Linked DNA regions of Homo sapiens: all the other regions are linked to region 1. Evidence: chromatin loops called from intact Hi-C (ENCODE). Cell type or tissue: A673. All regions are shown on one strand. Region 1 overlaps LRRIQ1 (leucine rich repeats and IQ motif containing 1). Region 2 has its middle 43 kb from the start of NTS. Region 3 overlaps LINC02820 (long intergenic non-protein coding RNA 2820).

Region 1 (2,500 bases):
TTTTATTCTATCCCACTTACAAGGCTACTCTTTAAATCATTTGTTTTTCTTTGGATACCTCTAATCATTTTAGTGTAATTACTTAATATATGGAGTCAGAGAAGAAATATCAGGATATTATGATATCTTTAATTAAAACTATTTAAAATAATTGCATGTAACTTTATATATAACTGTAAATATTTACTCATATAAATATAAGAACATGTATTTCTTTTGTACATCAGTTTTGTTTTCTAAAGTTCTTACTGTTAGTAAAAAGTTTCCAAAAAAGACCAGTTACTCATGAGCAGTGCAATAAATGTATACTTTTCCTATAGATCTAGCTTATGTAATCATATGAAAAAATATTTCATAAAACTATTTTTATCTTTTTCTATTAATTATATTTTAATTATAATTCAGTAAATTCTAAGAACCAGATATAAATATAACATTTTAAAACAAGTAAATGTTGCAAAAGTGCTTTTGATTTTCAAGGAATAACTGATATTTATTGGCACATCACTGACTAGCCATTGATAAGTTACTGGTGATTCATTTTTATATTCTGAAGTGTTCAACTTGCATACCTTATTGTTATGTTAGTGATATCTTAATTTTTTTACTTTTTTGTGATAACATTTTTATTGAGTAGTAAATTTTTTCAGGTTTAAAACATTAACATTTCAAGCATTTTTAAAGAAAATATAAACACCTTGCTTTTTAATTTGTTTGTACCTCCTGCACTCTCATTTTGTAAGCTCCTATTAAGTTCATCAGGCTTCTCTGAACTGAATGCTATGTGGTGGTTACCCAGTGAAATAGTAACTCCAGACTCTTAACGATAGTGAGATTCTCTTTCAGTTCTCTAGATATAGAATCTAGTAGTGTAAATCTGGTAGTGTAATAAACTCTATTATTGCTTTGATGTCTATTTCTACCCATCTTCAGCAGTATCAAAAACATTCTTTAAACAACTGTTTTGAGAATAATAACAATTTCTGAAACTCCTGGGGCAAGTTCAAATATCAGAGGTGGTTTAAGAACTGATTCAGCCAATATTCAACAAATAATTATGACATAGTTGTATTCAAGGAATTTTGCTAGGCCCACTTTTAAAAGTATTTGTAATGTTTGCAATAAATAGCCTCCAGTAGTGAAAGCAGAGGAAAAGCTTAGCTTGTCAGACTTCCCATATGATTCCGTCTCTGGGAAATATATAGGTCTTTCTTGCCAACTCTTGTAATTGAGGGTTTTGTTGGGGGTGAGAACATTTTTTATAAAGCAGCATAGCAAGTGTTTTAGCAGAGGATTCAGTAAGGAATATATGCTAGTACATAAAAATCATTGCTTTAATGGCCACGACTAGAGATAATTATCAGGCAAAAATTAAACCTCTTTTATCAGTCACAAGGGGGCATGACAGGGTAACAAATGAAAGAAAGTAACCAGACATCCAGCTTAATGACCACATCTTTAACTTAACATTTTGGGTTAGGTTAAAATCCTAAATGGCAATTGTATAATATTTATGGGGACTGTTACTCCAATAACATGATTATAATCCAAATTGCATTCTTATTACCGTGTAAGGTTTTGTATCTCTATGTATCACTTTTGTTTTGCTTTTTTTATCAATATATTAGAATAATGAAACAAAACATTTTATGTTTAAAACATGAACGCTGAAATGTAAAATTTAGTGATAAGTTTTATACTCTTCTCACTTTTTTCATTCTATTTTTCATTCACAACAGATATACAGATTAGAAACATTAAAGAGAGGATTAATGGTGAAAAGCATGAAAAAGAAAATCTGAGAGATATTTTCTAATCATCACATTTTGTCTATCTTCTGTTCAGTTGATGATGTAGAACTTATTTCATTTTGTATCTGTGAGCAAATTATTTAAGATTCTGTGCCTCAGGTTTTCTTCTTATAGAATAAAAAATGTTCAGTACTTTTTCCAGTTTTATAATTCAATCGATCTGTGATATACCATTAACTTACTTGCATCTGTCTCAAATAATGACCATAATTTAAATTTTTACTCACTAATGAGTTAAAACAATGTTTTAAATATCTAAATTTGGTTAAACACTGAAAGATTTACTAGCAGTTTTTAAATATACTTGGAGATACATATCTTACATAGACAACTTGCCAACTTGAAATTTTTAAGCCACTAGAGAGCAACATCGTCTATAAAACTGCTGCGAGACTAACTAGATCTACGGGAGTGGGGAGCATGGCAGGAGGGGTGTCAGAGAATACAAACAATTAATTAATGTAATAAATTATGGCCTACAATCTAACAAAGTAGTAATCCTCAAGGAAATGGAGCACAATTGCAAGAAGTATGGTAGCTTTAATTCAAATTTCTGCCACAGAAAACCTTAGAGCGCTCAGTAGCAAGCACTTCATATTTTCTGTTTGTATTTTGTACATGTTTTTATCAGTCAAGGGATATGAGTCAATAATATTTTATTTATTTAAGATGAAAATGAAAATACAGCA
Region 2 (2,500 bases), 760 kb after region 1:
AACGAGAAAGAGGTAGAATCACACAGCTTGATACTCTGGCCCATGGGTCAGAAAAGTTGCCATAAATATGTAAAGGAAAGAAATATCTGTGATTTGATAAGACAGCAGGAAAATTTATGCAAACTTGGGAGTGGGAAAAAAAGGCTTTTCTCCTTTCCATAGCTCAGTGATAGAAAGTGAAGAAAGACTTCAATTTTTTAATATCAAATGGAAAATCGAATCAAATATGAAGTTTGGTATATTTTGAAGATTTTTTTCTAAATAATAATAGTGATCCAATTTTTACCTCTAGGATGGGGTGGCCTGAAATAGATCAAGTCAGCTGTCATTGACTATATTTATAAGATAGCAAAATACATATGTGAAAAATGAAATATTTTCAGTAGATTTTCACTCAAGGCTATTTAAATAGAATAATTCAGTAGAAAATATTGTTAATGTATACACACTTATTGTATTGCCTAGTCCAGTGTATTTACATGAAACGATAGTTTACTGAAATATTAATTTCTTTTTTTATTGGGTTCTTTGATGAAGTAGGCTCCACAAGGCCTATTGTGACCACTTCTTCAAGATACTGCTCATAAACAATGTCATGTCCTGGAACTGCTCATTACATTGTAGGTTCAACATAACTCCACAATTTTTGATGCCTGGTCATTAATATAAGTCATTTCCTATGGCCATTGTACCTCAAATTGAGATGTAAAATGCAGAAGATACAGCTTTCAAAAGGTAGTTTTAGCAGCCCTACAAGGTTATTAGGCTGATGTTTCATGGTGACATCGTTAGTAATGCAAGAAGTTCGAGTGCCCCCTACTATCCCCTCCTTCCTCGGAGTTTCCAATGACCCAATGAAACTCTTATAAAGCAAGTGAAGTATGATGTCCACCTACCCCATTGTGCCTTCTGTGAGAAATTGGGAACTTCGGAAACCAATTTCACCAATCAGTCCCACAGTCTGACACTTCTTCATGCTTTGCTGAGTCTGCCCTAACTTCTCTAGGATTTATTTGTCAGACTGCTTATTTTTGGCAAGCCTCTGGGCCCACTGCTCTGAGGAAATATTTCACACAAAGTTTGGAAAATTATCTGATAAGCAAAGTTTAAAAGGAATACAGGCCTGAGCCAGCACACCCAGCCCATCCATATTTTTATATGTAACTGTAATTCATTTATTTTTATCTCTAAATGAAATTCATAATATATGTTATTCATTCTTCCCTTGATGGACGTTAGGGTTTTGTTGTTGTTGTTGTTACTAATTATTTTCATTTTTATTTTTTTTACTAGAAAGCTGAACTACTTTGTAAAGATGTTATGACAATTTATAATTTCACTGGCTGTGTATAAGAATTCTTTTGTATCTTCACCTATGGTCTTATTAAAGACCTGTCAGTCTTTTTAATTTTTGCCATTCTCAGGTGTACACAATGGTATTGAATATTGGTTTTAATTTGCATTTCCTTGATAACTAATAAGGTTGAACACCTTTTCATATCTTTACTGTCCATTTAATATCCTTATTTTGAAGTGCCTGTTCAAGTCTCTTGCCTGTTGTTCTGTAGTGAAATCTTTTTTATCTATTTGATTCCTAGGTGACAAAATTACCTAGAAATCAATAAGAAAAAACTATACATGCTCTATTGATGATATGCACTATAAACATATTCTTAATCTAATTTGTGGCATCTTTCATTCTTAAAATGGTGGCTCAAAAGAAATAATTATTTTAATTTTAATGTAGTCATGTATTTGTAAAATATTTGTAAATATTTTTAATGCTTAATACTTCTATACTTCTTCTTCTTCTTTTTTTTTCATGGAGTATTGCTCTGTTGCCCAGGCTGGAGTACAGTGTCGTGATCTTGGCTCACTGCAACCTCTACTTCCCAGGTTCAAGTGCTTCTCTTGCCTCAGCCTCCCGAGTAGTTGGGATTACGGGCATGTGTCACCATGCCTGGCTACTTTTTGTATTCGTAGTAGAGATGAGGTTTCACCACGTTGGCCAAGCTGGTCTTGAACTCCTGACTTCAAATCATCCACCCACCTCAGCCTCACAAAGTGCTGGGATTATAGGCGTGAGCCACCGCACGCAGCCAATCCTTGTTTTTAAGACAACATCCATCATCTTGTGAATTTTTATTTTGTTATCTCCTAAGAGCTTTAGTGTTTTGCCTTTCCTATTTATATCCCAAATTGACCTTGAAATTACTTGTGTATCAATGTAGAGAAAGGATGAATTTTCTTTTTTTTCCAGATGAGTATTCATTTTTCCCAGAATTATTTATTGAAAGGCTTTTACTTCCCCACTATTCTACAGTGCCGAATTTATCATGAATTAAGTGTTCACTTACTTAGTTTATAGTGTGTAATACTCTACTCAGTTGCATTTAGCAATTTTCTATCCTTGAAGTAATATCACACTCATAATCACTTCAACTTAGTAGTAATCTTGATTGTTCATTAAACAAACCCTCCTACCTTTTTTTCTTCTTCA
Region 3 (2,500 bases), 290 kb after region 1:
AGGAAACCCAGTCTGGCTCACTGCATCGTCCTAATTTAGCTCCTATTATCTTTTCCAGAAGGAGGGGTTATATCAACTTATAGCATGTAATGCCAAGTGAGCTTTGGCAAACTTTAGAGATATTTATTTTGCTTATTGGTAGCCATTTATTGAAAATATGTTTTATATTATGGGTTGTAAATAAATATCTTTTGAATTAAAATTGATACCATGTATGTAATATAATTGATATCTTCTTTAGTTTTCTTTTTCATATTTCTATAAGGAAAAACTTCTCATCTCTTTTGACTGAACACTATTAATGCTTAGAGTATAACTTATTCATTCAATAAGTATTTATTGAGCATCTACTAGTTTATTATTTCAGAACTTTGGTTGAAATCAAATAAACAAACAGAACCTCTTCTCTCATGGAGTGAGGAAGGCAGGCATTAACAATTATAAGTAAGTAATCTGTACAGGGTGCTAGGAAAGAGGTAGCATGGAGATGATGAAGATGTAGGTGGGGCAGGCTAGGTAGGACTCATTGAGAAGGCACCATTTGAGGAAAGACTTGAAGATGGTGTGGCAGCAGCCAAGTAGTACTCTGGGGAACAGCATTCCAAGTAAAACAAAGTAAAGAACTAGAGCAGAGTTGTGTATCTGCTTTGTCTGCAGAAAAGACTTGGGGTGTGGTTTGGGGTGAATAAGAGAAGTGGGGAATGGTAGGAGTTGAGGCCAGAAGGGTAGTAGGGAACCAGAACTTAGACATTCACTCTGAGTGAAACAGGAACATTTTCATGTTTTGAGCAGGTCAGGGACATGATCTGAGTGGTGATTTAAAAAGACCCACTACTTACTAGGTTAAGAATACACTGCAGGAAAACAGGGGCTGAAATGAAGAGGTCAGTAGGGAGGTAATGGTGGCTAAAAAGAAGATAACAGCAGTAGGGGTGAGAAGAAGTGGTTAGATTCTGGGAATACTTTGAAGATAGAGTCAACATGACTTTCCGACATATTGGATATGGAGAGAGAGGCAGACAGAGATAGCAAGAGAAATGTGAGAACAACAACAAAAAAAGAACAAATTGATAAAACAGAGAAGTGAATGATGACTCCAGCACTTTTGGGCCCAAGTAGTGGGAAAGATGCAGTTTTTATCCAATGAGACATGAAAACTGTTGATGAAATAGATTTGGGTGAGAGTGATGAAGAAGATCAGAAGCTTAATCTTGGATGTGTTGAATCTGAGAAAACTGTTAGGCATTTATGTGGAGACATTGAGCCCTTAGTTGGTTGTGAAACTGAAGTATTAGGAAATAGATTTACATTCTAAAAAAAGTTTACGGAGGAAGACAGACATTTAGAACAGTAATAGAAAAAAATTGTGTTTCCAGTTCAAATAGGAAAATATTTTCCCTCAGTCATATGTACTGAATTTTATAGCTGTACATATAAACCACACGACTATTTTTGGTCTCGCTGCTGGGAAAATAGCACCATCTTGTGGGTAATAATATACAGGTATATTTTTAAAAATTGTAAAAAATGGTAGTATAGTACATTTCCCTGTATCCTAAAGAAATTTAATTCTTTTTTAAAAAATAAATATATTTATTTACTTTTACATTTTTTGTTTTAATATTTCTGAATACATAATATTTGTACATAGGCATGAAGCACATGTGATATATTGATGTAAGCACACACTGTAATGATCAGGTCAGCAATTGGGATATCCATCATCTTAGCATTTGTCATTTCTTTGTATTGAAGACAACTACATCCGCTTCTTTAGTTATTTTGAAATATACAATAAATTCTTGTTAACTATAGTTGCCCTATTGTGCTACTGAACACTACATCTTATTCTTTCTATCTAATTGTATTTTTCTAACCATTAACTATTCCCAAATTCCCCACTCCTCCCCACTCTCCTTCCCAGTCTCTGGTAACCATCATTCACTCTCTACCTCCATGAGATCAATGTTTTTTAGCTACCACATATGAATGAGCACATGAAATACATGTCTCTTTGTGCCTGGCTTATTTCGCTTAACATAACGTCCTACAGTTCTATCCATGCTGGAAATAAGAAGATTTCATTCTTTTTTTAAATGACTGAATATCCCATAGTATATACGTACTACATTTTCTCTATGTATCTTGTCTATTGTGAATAGTGCTGTGATAAACGTGGGAGTGCAAACACCTCTTCAAAATACCAATTTCCTTTCTTTAGGACATTTGCTTGGACATGAGATTTCTGGATCTTATGGTAGCTCTAGTTTTAGCTTTCAACGTAACCTGCATACTGTTTCCCATAGTGGCAGTACTAATTTACATTTCCACCAATAGTGTATTAGCATTTACCTTTCTCTGCATCCTCATTAACATTTTTTTTTTTTTTTTTTTTGTGTGTGTGTCTTTTTGATGAAAGCCATTTTGACTGAGGTGAGATGATATCTCACTGCGGTTTTCCTTTGCATTTCTCTGATGATTAGTGATGTTGAGTATTTTC

What was found. A loop is a pair of places that touch in the nucleus more often than their neighbours do. Peaks named below come from ENCODE experiments on the same cell type or tissue, not always from the same donor. Only the 100,000 strongest peaks of a DNase experiment are listed, where the experiment ranks them.
Region 2: it touches region 1 in a loop (9-fold over the local background); 9 of 110 quality-filtered maps call a loop at or near these places.
Region 3: it touches region 1 in a loop (8-fold over the local background); 15 of 110 quality-filtered maps call a loop at or near these places.

Annotation. Positions count from the first base shown.
Region 1 is chr12:85,154,591-85,157,090 of GRCh38, forward strand. All of the region lies in intron 23 of LRRIQ1 (leucine rich repeats and IQ motif containing 1), which reads left to right. Among named protein-coding and RNA genes, the nearest start is that of LRRIQ1, 120 kb to the left of the region's middle. In A673, CTCF peaks have their summits at 1,399 (motif pointing right) and 2,157; DNase peaks (open chromatin) are centred at 1,401 and 2,191; H3K27ac peaks cover 376 bases.
Region 2 is chr12:85,915,746-85,918,245 of GRCh38, forward strand. No RefSeq gene overlaps it. Among named protein-coding and RNA genes, the nearest start is that of NTS, 43 kb to the left of the region's middle. In A673, no CTCF peak of the experiment used is centred here; no DNase peak of the experiment used is centred here.
Region 3 is chr12:85,447,277-85,449,776 of GRCh38, forward strand. The region is part of intron 4 of LINC02820 (long intergenic non-protein coding RNA 2820); the gene reads left to right. Among named protein-coding and RNA genes, the nearest start is that of LINC02820, 130 kb to the left of the region's middle. In A673, a CTCF peak has its summit at 1,485 (motif pointing left); a DNase peak (open chromatin) is centred at 1,455.